2 separate regions of the Homo sapiens genome follow, and region 2 is linked to region 1. A link is a contact called in ENCODE Hi-C data. All regions are on one chromosome and are shown on one strand. Each heading gives the region's core, a stretch centred on a gene start or an enhancer-like site at or near the end of the contact. The rest is flanking DNA. Distances are from core to core; before and after follow the strand shown.

What was found. A loop is a pair of places that touch in the nucleus more often than their neighbours do. Pooled maps may share reads with other maps.
Region 2: a loop to region 1 is called in a map of sigmoid colon, with 2.4 times the contacts of the local background. The contact joins the promoter of MAB21L2 here to the enhancer-like site in region 1. A Hi-C loop is called at or near these places in 3 of 168 maps with a recorded cell type or tissue (Calu3, Right ventricle myocardium inferior and sigmoid colon) and 5 of 50 pooled maps.

Annotation. Positions count from the first base shown.
Region 1 is chr4:150,506,359-150,513,802 of GRCh38, forward strand. All of the region lies in intron 40 of LRBA (LPS responsive beige-like anchor protein), which reads right to left. Among named protein-coding and RNA genes, the nearest start is that of LRBA-AS1, 69 kb to the right of the region's middle. Within about 2 kb of position 4,278, at least 4 of the 41 ENCODE cell types and tissues checked have a DNase peak (open chromatin) inside an H3K27ac peak, as active enhancers do.
Region 2 is chr4:150,579,155-150,586,598 of GRCh38, forward strand. It overlaps MAB21L2 (mab-21 like 2), which reads left to right and starts at 2,997. Exons shown (of 1, transcript NM_006439.5): 1 at 2,997-5,539. The coding sequence starts at 3,876. The coding sequence ends at 4,955. The region is part of intron 40 of LRBA (LPS responsive beige-like anchor protein); the gene reads right to left. LRBA-AS1 (LRBA antisense RNA 1) reads left to right here. Exons shown (of 2, transcript NR_149035.1): 1 at 1-201; 2 at 450-2,080.

The DNA.
Region 1 (7,444 bases), core at 3,028-5,527:
CATCAAAAAGCTTATCCACCATGATCAAGTGGGCTTCATCCCTGAGATGCAAGGCTGGTTCAACATATGCAAATCAATAAATGTAATCCAGAACATAAACAGAACCAAAGACAAAAACCACATGATTATCTCAATAGATGCAGAAAAGGCCTTTGACAAAATTCAACAACCCTTCATGCTAAAAACTCTCAATAAATTAGGTATTAATGGGACATATCTCAAAATAATAAGAGCTATCTATAACAAACCCACAGCCAATATCATACTGAATGGACAAAAACTGGAGGCATTCCCTTTGAAAACTGGCACAAGACAGGGATGCCCTCTCTCACCACTCTTATTCAACATAGTGTTGGAAGTTCTGGCCAGGGCAATCCGTCAGGAGAAAGAAAGAAAGGGTATTCGATTAGGAAAAGAGGAAGTCAAACTGCCCCTGTTTGCAGATGACATGATTGTATATCTAGAAAACCCCATTGTCTCAGGCCAAAATCTCCTTAAGCTGATAAGCAACTTCAGCAAAGTCTCAGGATATAAAATCAATGGCAAAAATCACAAGCATTCTTATACACGAATAACAGACAAACAGAGAGCCAAATCATGAGTGAACTCCCATTCACAATTGCTTCAAAGAGAATAAAATACCTAGGAATCCAACTTACAAGGGATGTGAAGGACCTCTTCAAGGAGAACTACAAACCACTGCTCAATGAAATAAAAGAGGATACAAACAAATGGAAGAACATTCCATGCTCATGGGTGGGAAGAATCAATATCATGAAAATGGCCATACTGCCCAAGGTAATTTATAGATTCAATGCCATCCCCATCAAGCTACCAATGACTTTCTTCACAGAATTGGAAAAAACTACTTTAAAGTTCATATGGAATCAAAAAAGAGCCCGCATTGCCAAGTCAATCCTAAGCCAAAAGAACAAAGCTGGAGGCATCACTCTTCTTGACTTCAAACTATACTACAAGGCTACAGTAACCAAAACAGCATGGTACTGGTATCAAAACAGAGATATAGACCAATGGAACAGAACAGAGCCCTCAGAAATAATGCCGCATATCTACAACTATCTGATCTTTGACAAACCTGAGAAAAACAAGAAATGAGGAAAGGATTCCTTATATAATAAATGGTGCTGGGAAAACTGGCTAGCCATATGTAGGAAGCTGAAACTGGATCCCTTCCTTACACCTTATACAAAAATTAATTCAAGATGGATTAAAGACTTACATGTTAGACCTAAAACCATAAAAACCCTAGAAGAAAACCTAGGCAATACCATTCAGGACACAGGCATGGGCAAGGACTTCATGTCTAAAACACCAAAAGCAATGTTAACAAAAGCCAAAATTGACAAATGGGATCTAATTAAACTGAAGAGCTTCTGCAGAGCAAAAGAAACTACCATCAGAGTGAACAGGCAACCTACAGAATGGGAGAAAATTTTTGCAACCAACCCAAATGTCCAACAACGACAGACTGGGTTAAGAAAACGTGGCACATACACACCATGGAATACTATGCAGCCATAAAAAATGATGAGTTCATGTCCTTTGTAGGGACATGGATGCAACTGGAAACCATCATTCTCAGCAAACTATTGCCAAGGACAAAAAACCAAACACCGCATGTTCTCACTCATAGGTGGGAATTGAAAAATAAGAACACATGGACACAGGAAGGGGAACATCACAAACCGGGGACTGTTGTGGGGTGGGGGGAGGGGAGGGATAGCATTAGGAGATATACCTAATGCTAAATGACGAGTTAATGGGTACAGCACACCAACATGGCACATGTATACATATGTAACAAACCTGCAAATTGTGCACATGTACCCTAAAACTTAAAATAATAAAATTTAAAAAAAAAGGGGGGGGGGGGGAGAAAAAGACATCACATGAGACCAAGCAGTTTTGTTTTGTTTTTTTTGAGACAGACCCTTGCTCTGTCACCCAGGCTGGAGTGCAGTGGCGTGATCTCTGCTCACTGCAACCTCTGCCTCCTGGGTTCAGACGATTCTCCTGCCTCAGCCTCCTGAGTAGCTGGGACTAGGACTACAGGTGCCCACCACCATGCCTGGCTAATTTTTGTATTTTTAGTAGAGGCGGGGTTTCACCATGTTGGCTAGGCTGGTCTCGAACTCCTGACCTCAAATGATCCACCCACCTTGGCCTCCCAAAGTGTGGGATTATAGGCAGGAGCCACCACGTCCAGCCCCAAGTAGATTTTAGAGCAAAACATTTAATTAGGGATAAAGAGGGTCATTTTATAATAATATCATTTCATCAAGAGGCTTTATTTAACTATCCTAATTGTTTATGATCTGAATAACAGAGCTTCAAAACACAAGAAGCAAAAACTGAGAGAACTGAAAGAAGAAACACATGAACCCACAATATAAACATTTCAACATTCCTCTGTAATTAATAAAACAAGAAGATTGAAAAATCAATAAAGATACAAAGGAGTTGAACAAGACCATCAACCAACAGAACCTAACTGACATTTATAGAACAGTCCAACCCCAGAGCAAGGTTACGAAAAGCATATTTTGGGCTAAAATTCAAGTTGCAATAAATTTAAGACTCAAATCAGATAAAGTATATTCTCTGACTACAATAGAAGTAAATTAAAAATCAGTAACAATAGATTGTTTGCACAGCATGGTGACTATAGTTAATGGTAATGTACTGTTTATTTCAAAATTGCTAAAAGAGATTTTAAACATTCTTACCACAAGATATAAGTATGTGAGTTAATGAATATATTAATTAGCCAGATTTTATCATTCCACAAAATATACATATTATTAAAACATCACACAGTACCCTATATATACCATTATTATTTTTCAATTAATAAGAAAATTTAAAAAAAGCTATCTGGAAAAGGCCCCAAATTTGAAAATTAAATAGTACACATCTAAATAACCTATGAGTAAGAGAAAAAAACGAAAAGGAAATTAGCAAGTATTTAAAATTGGATGAAAATGAAAACACAATTTTAAAAAATTCTAGAATACAGCTAAAGCAGTACTTAGAGGGAAATTTACAGCACTAAATGCATATATTAATGTGAAAGAAAGATCTCTTTTCAGTGATTTTGACATCCCCTTTAGGAAAAAAGAAAAATAAGAGCAAGTTAAACCCAGATTAAGCAGAGAAAGGAAATAATAAAAATCAAAAGAATAGAAAACCAAAAAAAAAAAAGAGAGAAATATCACTAAAACCTAAAGCTGTTTTTGTGTTTTGTTTTGTTTTTTTAAAAAAAGATCAATAAAATTGATAAACCTCTGACCAGAGATTAGGGAAAAAAAATAGATGTAAATCACGAATATCAGGAATTATAACAGGAATTACCAATATTAGGAGAGAAGAGACATCAAAACAGATTTTTAGACATTAAAAGGATAAGGGGATATCATAAACAAATAGTTTGGACTACTTTGATGCGATGAACAGATCTCTTGAAAGACACAAACTTGGCCAGGTCCTGTGGCTCACGCCTGTAATCCCAGAACTTTGGGAGACAGAAGCAGGCAGATTACTTGAAGTCTGGAGTTCGAGACCAGCCTGGCCAACATGGTGAAACCGCATCTCTACTAAAAATACAAAAACAGCCAAGTGTGGTGGCACATGCCTGTAATCCCAGGGACTTGGGAGGCTGAGGCAGGAGAATTGCTTGAAACCAGGAGGGAGGTGGAGGTTGCAGTGAGCCGAGATCACGCCACTGCCCTCCAGCCTGGGCGGCAGAGTGAGACTCCATCTCAAAAAAAAAGAGAAAGATACAAACTACCAAACCCCTTTCAAGAAGAAATAGATTGCATAAATAATACAATATCTAATAAAGAAGTTAAATTTGTAGTTTAAATCTTCCCAAAAAGTAAACTCCAGGCTCAGCAGACTACACTGGTAAATTCTACCAAATATTTAAGGAAGAAACTCTATACAAACTTGTCCAGAATATTAAAGAGGAAAGAATACGTGCCAACTCGTTCTATGAGGTCAGCATTATCCAGATGTCAAAACCAGACAAACACAGTATAAGTAAAAAGGCAGTCTGCACTTAAATATTTGTAAAATTTCTCTGTCTTGAGACTTACTGTGGATACCCTACAAAATAAATATATTAAATGTCTTCTCATACTACCTTCCCACTCTTGTACCTTCACAAATTGTCACTCAATGCACCCATCTTTCTCTCGGATTTCTCAAAAACATCTACGCAGTTTCCTTTTGTAGTACATTCCAACTTGACTTCCTTTGGATTTCAACAGAGTGGAATTCTTAGCCTTCTTAGTTTACACTGAGTGATTTCATCCCGAATCACTGCTTCTATTGTTGCCAAAGCACGCTGGGGTGTGAGATGTAGAGCTAAGATATTAGAGGTCAGTTTTAGACCCCTATATCCAATCACCTATAAATAGCTCCACCATATGCCCTCTAAACTCTCAAATTCTTTTATTTTTTATTATTTTATTTATTTACTTTTCATTATTTTTTGAGACAGAGTCTCACTCTGTCGCCCAAGCTGGAGTGCAGTGGCGTGATCTTGGCTCACTGCAACCTCCGCCTCCCGGGTTCAAGCGATTCTCCTGCCTCAGCCTCCTGAATAGCTGGGACTACAGGCACGTGCCACCATGCCTGGCTAATTTTTTTGTATTTTTAGTAGAGACAGGGTTTCACCATGTTGGCTAGGCTGGTCTCAAATTCCTGACCTCAGGTCATCCTCCGGCCTTGGCCTCCCAAAGTTCTGGGATTACAGGCGTGAGCCTCCATGCCTGGCCTAACCTCTCAAATTCAACACATCCAAAAACGAACTCACTACCACCCCTCAACAGCTGTCATTAGTCCAATTGAGACTATTTCAGTTAGCAGAGCCATAAACACCATGTAAGCCAAACAAAAACTTAGTTATGCTAAATACTACATCTCACTCCTTTTGACCCTCACTCACCTCTCAATGAACTACTTCACTTGACTCTATCTCCCTTCTGCTTTTAGTCATATAGGGTAAAACCTACTTTAGAAGAGGTTCTTATCATCTTTTACCATTTTCATAGACATATCTTATATTCTAAACATGTCATACAACATAACACTCCTTCAATCACGCCATGCTGCTTCATGCTTAAGCATCTCCCAGTGTGATGGTCTTCCTAACTGCAATGCAGCTTCTTTCAACGTGCACCACCAAGGAGGTGGTGGCAGTGGTTGTATTAAAGTAGTACCAGACAGTAATAGCGGTAGCAGCAACAAACACAACTTACTTAGATCTCATTGTATCCCAGGATCTATGCTAAGTGATTCAATTCAGTTATTTCAGCTAACTCTCAAAATGGCACTGTGAAATCGATGTCATTTTCACCATTTTATAAATTAACAAACAGTCTTTGAGAGGTTAGATGACGCAGTCAAAATCACATAACTAGTAAGTAGTGTAGCCAAGTCTATCAGACTTCTGACATTATGCTCTGAGCCACTATATAATACTCCCACCACAGAGAACTTCTCATCCTTAAAGGCCAAGCCAAGATTTTGCAAAAGCTCTGACTTCTCAAACAGATGTGCTACCACAGGCCTCTTACAAATTGTAAATGTCTCCCTCACTAGACAATTACTGAAGGCAGATACTAAACAGTACTTATTTTAGTAATTCCAGTGCTACTGGTACATCACAGAACTCAATAAATGTATACCCAATGAATTAATGATGAGATTAACAATTTCAGTTGAAACAGATTCCTCATCTTCCACTCCATGTTTCTATAATTAGTTTCAAAACTGAACAGAAAAGAGAGATCTTTAGGCTTTTTAAAATAGCGAACTGTGTATTTCAGCCCCTGGTAAGGGCATTGGGGAGGCCATAATCAAGGTTAGCCAAATTTGTTGTATCTGGAGAAAGTGGTTCAAATGACCTTTCATAACTACTAAGGAACTGGAAACTTATGATTTAGATCATTTAAAAGGAACTTATTATAAGAATTAAAAAGTGAGTGTTATGAACTGAATGTGTCTTTCCAAAATATGTTGAAATCCTAACTTCCAACGTGATGGCAACAGGAGGTGATTTGGACTTTGGGAGGTGAACAAGTACTTAGAGGAGAGCCCTCATGAATGGGATTATAATAAGAGACTCCAGAAAGCTCTCTAGCCCTCTTTCCACCAGGTAAGGATAGAATCAGGAGTCAGCAGTCTAGGGCTCCACACCAGAATCTACCATGCTGGCATCCTAATCTCAGACTTTCAGCCTCCAGAACTGTGAGAAATAAATTTCTGTTGTTTATAAGCCACCCAGTCTATGGTACTTTGTTATAGCAGCCCAAACAAAGACAGTGCTTTTTGAGAAAAAAAAAAAAAAAAAAAAAAGATGAAGAGTCCTTGTTCTGCAGTGAATTATTAGAACCTAAAAGAAACATGTTTCTGAACACCTTCACCTCCCCCCAAAAAAGGGAACAGGTAATAAAAATATGCAATGTAGATTTGCTATATTATGTAAGAATATTCAATTCTGCTTTAGAAGACAAGAAAACAAATGTGATAGATGAACACAAAAGAAACATTAAACATTAATAGTAACATAATAGCTTCCAAGATGTAGGCAAAAAGTCATAGGCTATGTTAAGTATAGGTAAGGAAGTAAGTGGCTTATGAGAGACAGACAAAATTCAAATGATGTTAAATACGTACAGTCAATTTAAAGTTTGAAATCAGCAAGACCTGTCAAAGACAGAATACATTGAATGTATGATGGCACACAAAAAAAGTGCTATTTACAGATGGATGGAAAGACCACCTCAAGGTATAATCATACTACCTCTGTGCTGGGTCTCTCATATTTCTGCAGATCTTAGAGGAAAGTAGTAATTGCCATCTTATATGACACACTGTTTTCAAGGATGTTTGCATAATTAATAGCCTTGGAAGAGACAGTATCTCAGTTTACAGCAATGGGCAGGTTTGTTTACTGTCCAGTATAAGAAAGGTAATGATGCTTTATAAGGCAGAGGCCAGATCTTACTGCCCATTGTAAAAATTTTAGGTTCTCTACAGTTGAGGTTGCTTAACTGGGATGTAAACTCACTGGGAACACAGCATCCACCTGGGTCCCACCTGGGTCCTCATTGGGAACACAGCACCCACCTGGGTCTGTTCATGATGCCCTAATAAAATACTGCAGACTAGGTGGCTTAAACAACAGGTGTGATTTCTTGGAGTTCTGGAGGCTGGGAAGTCCAAGATCAAGTTGCCAGCCAGTTTGGTTCCTGCTGAGGGCTCTCCTCCTGGCTTGCAGATGACTTCCTGCTCCCTGTCCCCTCACATAGTGGAGACAGAGAATTTCTCTTTCATCGTCTTCTTATAAGGCCAAAGTCCTATCAGATTGGGGCCGCATCCTTATGACCTCATTTACTCTTCATTACCTCCTAAAGAG
Region 2 (7,444 bases), core at 1,747-4,246, 72 kb after region 1:
GAAGGAGCTGCCAGTTCGTTTTAATACACCATCAAGGAGCTGCTGATGGACTTCTATACTAACATACATAAAAGCAGAGGTGACAGGGGCTCTTCAATTACAGCCTCCTCGGATACCGTTTCCCCCTTCAATTATTCAACCAGAGGAAGAGAGGACCGCAAAGGCGCAGCTGAAGCTGCTCTTAGAGCAGAGGCAGCCAGAGTGAGTTGGGGTGGGGGAGGGGGGAGAAAGAGAACCAGCAAGAGGGAGCATTATTTGCTGGAAGTGTTTAAGTTTATTGCTCGAATGATGTTTCTAATTAGTACCACGGCCATAAATTAAAGTCGCCTTTGTTTAACTGATTTATTATTTACTAGAGCATCTACCTAAGACAGGGTAAATTGGTAATGAATTGTTTTTAAATCAAAACATTTGTAACGTTTTATCATCCTTCCCTCTGTATGTAAAAGTGGAGAAGCGTAGGGGCAAGGATGCGAGAAAACTTAGCCGAGCTTGACAGAGCCGCCAGTGGAGGTGCAGCGGAGTGTCCGGCGAGTGGTGGCGCGAAGGTCCGCTCGGCCTGGGACGCCCCACCCGAGAGAAGAGGAGAAGGCGCAGGACTTGCGGCGCGGCGGCGGAGCCATGCGAACCAACTCCGCCACCCCTGAGGCTGTTTGCAAACACTCACTCTCGGGAGCGTCGCGGGCCGGGCCATTCGCGAACCAGACGCAACGACGAAGCGACCACCTCGAGAGTGGGGCGGGAAAGCTCCGCACCCTCTATCCCCGCCACCAGTCTCCGCCCAGTAACTGCCCCCGGAGAAGCAACCACGGAGCCCCTCCCGGCCAGTCGCGCTCTCCCGGCAGCGCAGTGCCCTCCGGCCCAGGCAGTTCCCAGAGCGCCGGCAAGGCCTCCCGGGTTAGAGCCGGGCTCCCACAGGCGCGAACTCCGAGGGCGCGAGGTCCCCTAGATCCTTAGGCGGCGAGGCGTTCCGGGACGCACGCGGCCTCCCCGGAGAAGGCTGGAGGTCAAGCAGCCCAAGTCTCTGCCACTCCAGAGAAGTTAACTAAAGCTCTGGAGTCCAAGAGTCGCGCGGACACTTAATTCTGACTCTTCTTCCTAATCGCGGGAAGACAAACCCTAAGCAACAAATCCGAGATAGTTTTTTTTTAAGCAAATATTCCTTAGAAAGGGACTTATGGCAACGAGAGAGGAAGGGTGACAAACTGCCTGTGGTCCGCACCAGGTATGTAAGAAAGAACCAAGAGGCCCAATTGTCTGATACCAAGTAGATAGAAAGAAATTAACTTCCCTATGCAATTCAATTCAGGTTCACCCGGCCGGACTTTAAGAGGGTAAGTCAAGCCCTCCCAAGGGGTTTTGAAAAAGCCGAACTACCAGGTTTCTAAAACGAAGTCTTCACCCAAATGGACGCATAGATTTTTATTTTTATCGCATAACCCAGGGCTGGAATATAACCTCCCAAATCAAACTAAAAATAATCACATCTACCTGAAATACGTTAAAAAGATTCAGAATCCAGACATCTTAGGTTCATACATAAACCCTCAGTATCAAGCAAATCAGAAACAATGTTCTAGCTTTTTTTTTCACCCAAAAGTATGGAAAGGCTACAGTGGGTACAACTCGTTTAGGATAATACATATACTAAAAGCACATGCATGCCTTTCATTGAAATGCCTAGGGAGGAGTGAAGCCATCTGTGTAATCAATAACAGGATAGTTATAGATTTTTGTGGCAGTGAAGTCTTTTAAAAGCAAGAGTCAATTATGAAAATAAAATCATTTTACAAATGAAACTCTGTACCTGTACCCCCTAAGAATACATTCACAATTAGATTTACAACAGTAAGATTTTAAGAAAACTTTAGGTTTACATTTACTTGCCTTGTTTTTCATTAAGTTTGAAGCAATTTTAGTAGCTTATTTTAAAAGTATATCCTACTAAGTTCTACGACATGTAAGTTTGCACCATTTCTCACAACTTAGATATTTTCTCTCTCGTAACTAGTTAATTCTTGTAACGATAAAATAATGGTATTAAATACATGTGAATCTTAATTATGAAATAATTATCAAACAAGGTGCTTGGACTAGTTTTTGCCCTGCCCTGTTTTTAAACAGCATATCGAAATTACTAAAAAGAGATTTATAAACCCTCACCTTATATCCACTCCAACCCTCACTGGTGCACATATACAGCAACTGCTCTGATTCTTGGCAACAATGGGAGGGGAGGGGAAGAGAAAGGAGGATGACTTTAAAGGAGGAAAAAACCTGGAAAAATTAGGTCCTTTCCCAGATTCCCCTTTCGCTTCCCATTTGCCTTCAAGCCAAAGTAATTTTGTTACAGTTTGCACCTTCTACTACACAATGTTGATAGAATCATTTAAAAAAAAAAAAAGTGAACCTTTCTGAACCATTGCTACTCTCCCTCGCGTTATTCCAGCCATCTCCAGGAGAGTCCCTTCTATATAAACTCTTTTTCTTCTTTGCTACTGATAAGAGAGGAGGATAAAGAGGAACGGCTGTAAAATGTGTGCAAGCATTTGACTCCCATTATCTCCTCCTATTTTCTTACTTCTCTCTTTACCCTGTTTCTTTATCAAGTGCAGTGGTGGCTGCTACCGTTCGCCAAGCGTGCCTGTCTTCTCTCTCGGATTGGCTAAAGCACTGACAGCTCGGATAGCGATTGTAGGAACTGAAGCTCCACCCCCTCATGATGGCCCTGGGACCATTCATAAACTAAATAACTCCAGGAAACAGCGAGGGAGAGAGAGAAAGAAAGAGAGAGGGAGAGAGAGAGACAGAGAGAGTTAGAGGAAAGAAGAGAGAGCGAGCACGAGGAAGGGGGGCGGGGGAGAGAAGCAGGGGGAGAGCGGGGCGAGAAAGAGGTCGGAGGGGAGAGGAGGGGGAGAGACGACTCAGAAAGTGGAATCTGTAAAAGCAAGCTAGAGGAGAAGAAGGAAAACCCTGAATCGTTATAACTACACCCCAGATGCAACGCAAGCAACGACTTCGTCACACTAAAACGGATTTTGTGAGGGCCAAAAGTATAAATTACGAAGCAGAAATGATTATCAAACAACTTCCAGCGGTTTGCACCTAAAGAAACACAAGGAGAACCCACTACAAACAAACAAACCCAGTCCAAACAACGCCTCCAGTAGGAAAAGAGGAAAACTGCGATAACACGACCCCCCGAGAAGAGACGAGACCAACACGCTGAGACTGTGGGGCGTCAGCAAACCTCCAAGTGCACGGCGGACTGAGTTGTACTTCGCAGCTCTCTGGACATTAATTACCTCCTGCACCTTCCATTTGGGGGAGGGTGAGGAAGAAGGCACTCACCTACACTGAGCGAAGAAGTCCTATCAGCGTGGAAGAGAAGTTTAAGAATGAACCACTGAATGTTTCGCTTTTATTTTTAAATTTACTTTGGCACTTAAAAAACCTCATTTCCAGATTTCTGGACAATCTCGGCTGCAGACATCTAAGCCTAACCTTTTGGTATCCTGAGTTTTTTCCCTCTCCTTCTCCTTCCTCACGCCCACCCCGCTTCTCTCGCACACGGTCATCTTTACATATCAAGAGAAAGCAAAAAGGTTCCAAGAGGTACTTTTCTTTTTAGAAAATCACCTTTTCTCCCCTAATTCTTCTGCAGAAGAAAAGAGGTTTCGAAAGAGGGAAAAGGAAAAAACAAGCCGGCTACGGTATCAGCCGGTCAGCCCAGGTGGAAAACGAGAGTGAAAGTAGGGCTTAACGGGGAGCGCACCGCCTCTTTCGAAAGCCGCTGGGCCACCACCAGTGCGTGAGCCTTGGATCCCTCAACGTATTGCGAGACGCCGGTGTATAGCCCGGACCTGTGCCCCAACATGATCGCCGCTCAGGCCAAGCTGGTTTACCAGCTCAATAAGTACTACACTGAGCGCTGTCAGGCGCGCAAGGCGGCCATCGCCAAAACCATCCGAGAGGTCTGTAAGGTGGTCTCGGACGTGCTCAAGGAAGTGGAGGTGCAGGAGCCTCGCTTCATCAGCTCCTTGAGCGAGATCGATGCCCGCTACGAGGGGCTCGAGGTCATTTCGCCCACCGAATTTGAGGTGGTGCTCTACCTAAACCAGATGGGCGTCTTCAACTTCGTGGACGACGGCTCGCTGCCCGGCTGCGCAGTGCTCAAACTGAGCGATGGGCGGAAGCGGAGCATGTCTCTCTGGGTCGAGTTCATCACGGCGTCGGGCTATCTCTCAGCGCGTAAGATCCGCTCGCGTTTCCAGACGCTGGTGGCCCAGGCGGTGGACAAGTGCAGCTATCGGGATGTGGTCAAGATGATCGCGGACACCAGCGAGGTCAAGTTGCGCATCAGGGAGCGCTATGTGGTGCAAATCACTCCGGCGTTCAAGTGCACCGGGATCTGGCCTCGCAGCGCGGCACAGTGGCCTATGCCCCACATCCCTTGGCCCGGCCCCAATCGGGTGGCCGAGGTCAAGGCCGAAGGGTTCAACTTGCTCTCGAAGGAGTGCTACTCGCTGACCGGCAAGCAGAGCTCGGCAGAGAGCGACGCCTGGGTGCTACAGTTCGGGGAGGCGGAGAACCGCCTGCTGATGGGCGGCTGCCGAAACAAGTGCCTCTCAGTGCTGAAGACTCTGCGGGACCGCCACCTGGAGCTACCCGGCCAGCCGCTCAACAACTACCACATGAAGACGCTGCTGCTGTACGAGTGCGAGAAACACCCACGAGAAACGGACTGGGACGAGTCGTGCCTGGGCGACCGGCTCAACGGCATCCTGCTGCAGCTCATCTCCTGCCTGCAGTGCCGCCGCTGCCCTCACTACTTTCTGCCCAACCTCGACCTCTTTCAGGGCAAGCCCCATTCGGCCCTGGAGAGCGCTGCCAAGCAGACCTGGAGGTTGGCCAGGGAAATTCTCACCAATCCCAAAAGCCTGGACAAACTATAGGGTGCTGGGGACTGCTTGAAAAGCGACACAAACGGGCGTGCTCTCTCAGACACACAACTCTGCTATAAACAGCAGAAACTCTGGACACAAACTTTTATGTAAGTCACCTGAAATAGGAATCCGGCAGAAGACCTTCATTAATTAAGAAGCAAACAAAAAGAGAGCAACCCAACCAAAACAAATCACATTCTTGCACAAAAGTGATCGTTTTCTTCCAAACAATGTGAATTTAAAAGGTCACACAAAAGAAGCAATCGGGCTCCGCCACCACAAAATGAAACCCAAGGTACATTTTCAAATCAATGTATAGTAGTTCCCCCCCCTTTTCCTTCTTTCCCCCTATCCTTTTTCTCTCCACCCCATCCCCCCCCCCATTTCGTTTTGCTTTTGGTTGCCTGAATGTTGTCACCAAGTGAAAAAATTATTTAACTATATGTAAAATTTCTCTTTTAAAAAAAAGTTTTACTGATGTTAAACGTTCTCAGTGCCAATGTCAGACTGTGCTCCTCCCTCTCCTGAACCTCTACCCTCACCCTGAGCTGTCTTGTTGAAAACAGTAATAAAAACATTACTTTACATTGTAATTGACTGTTTGTGGATTGTTCTTAAGTGAAGGCAGGTGAGATCACAGTTTATAATTTCCAATGTAAAGATGTGACGAGGAATCAAATGCAAGAAGCTTCCACTTGAACTGATTTGCAAAATTTTAAATACAGTACATTTTGTAGAATTGACTGTATAAGTTCCGACCCAAATCCTTAGAAAATAGAAAACACTAATTTTACTCAACTATAATATATATTTGTTCTGTAGATGTTAAGATTAAAAGTAACATCTACTTCACGCTTGGGAAAAAAGTATGAAAGAAAATATTTTGATCCTAATTTTTAAAATAGAAAAAACTTTTTCACATTAAAAATTAAGAGATGTGCTTTCTTATGCCATAATTTCAAAAAATCCAATCTGAATCCGATATACAAAGGAAATATTTATGGATTTTTCTGAATAGTTAACAAAGTCAGTTGATACTTTTCCTTCAACCGTTTGTCCTCTTCAAGCTTTGAGTGATAAAAATTTAACAATTAAATAAACCACAACAAAAAATACAATGGTTATAGCAATAATCCTCTCCCCAAGCATATGGTGATATGAACCATTCAGATTTATAAATTACTTCCATTTTAAAATGGCTTAGTTGTAAATTCCATAAGTATGATTATTTTAATCAAATTTCAAGAATTATTCTGAAACTGCTTATATGCAATTCAAACAAAAAAGGTTTTCATACCATTTTTATAACCAAAGAAAAATTATTATTCCAGGATTTAGAAATAGGAAAAGTACCTTCCTCCTCTTTCTGTTTTTCTAAGGTAACAAACCAATATACTCATTTCAATGTTTCAGCTTTAACAAAGGTTTCTTTTTAATGCAAGGGAATAACTGATTAGAAAATAATATAATTAGTCAAACAGAAAGTATCCCAAAGGAATTGGTTTGTCTTGCTTATGTTGAAGGTAACTATATACTCCATTCGCTATGCTAATGATGAGACACAGGTACAGAATATATGTCAGATGTTACCCTTTAATATCTAACATTTATTCTTTGTATTAGCCCAGGTTTTAATTTATTGAGAAAATGCACAAATGAGAGGTGTAGAGAAAAATGTTTTTAAAGGCAATTTTAAAGATCAGAGGAAGAAGTTTGAGAGGGGGAAGGGCTGTATGGAGGGATGAGCAGCAGGATAGCAGAATAGATGAAAAACAAGAAAGCCACTCAGGGGTCTGAAGCCTAGTTCACTTGACAAACAGGCTTAAGTTGTGTAAGATTCCTTGGTAAAAACAGTCCTGTGTTAAAAATATAAACTTTGATCCTATCAGTTCTGAAATCATCTCCACTCTTTCAACTCAACCTCTATTATATCTATTTTTCTAGTTGCTCTTCCTGTATTCTTCACAGTAATATTAAGTGGCTCAAACAAACAAATTCTTTTAAATTATAAAAACCAATTTATTCTCTGGGGAAAATGTTCTGAATTTTAAAAACATTTTCAAACAAACAGTAGGTGCTTACATTTGCACAAAATGATTTAAAGGAATAGTGTTTGGTTTCAAAGATAAAAAGAATATCTATAAGTGACCATTTTTCTCACTCACAAAAGTATTTACAGCAGTAGACATACATCTCCCTCCAACTATTCCAGAAAAAAAGTTTTTAAGTCTTGACAAAAAGAAACAAAAATATCCCCAATTCAGCATATTTTCTTCTTCCTTATTTAATTTAATGCAGGTATCAGTTAAAAAGGAAAAACACTGCAGGAACATAAATGTCCTCATTTACAGAACACCTTAAAGCATTAACATCTATACAAAATTAAAACTTCTCCCAGTAGCTGACTGAAAAATTGTTTTTAATATAAATTGGCAGGAGTTTTAACTTCTGGAATATAAGGAAGGTTGCAGTGATACAGACCATTTCTTCATTGAGCC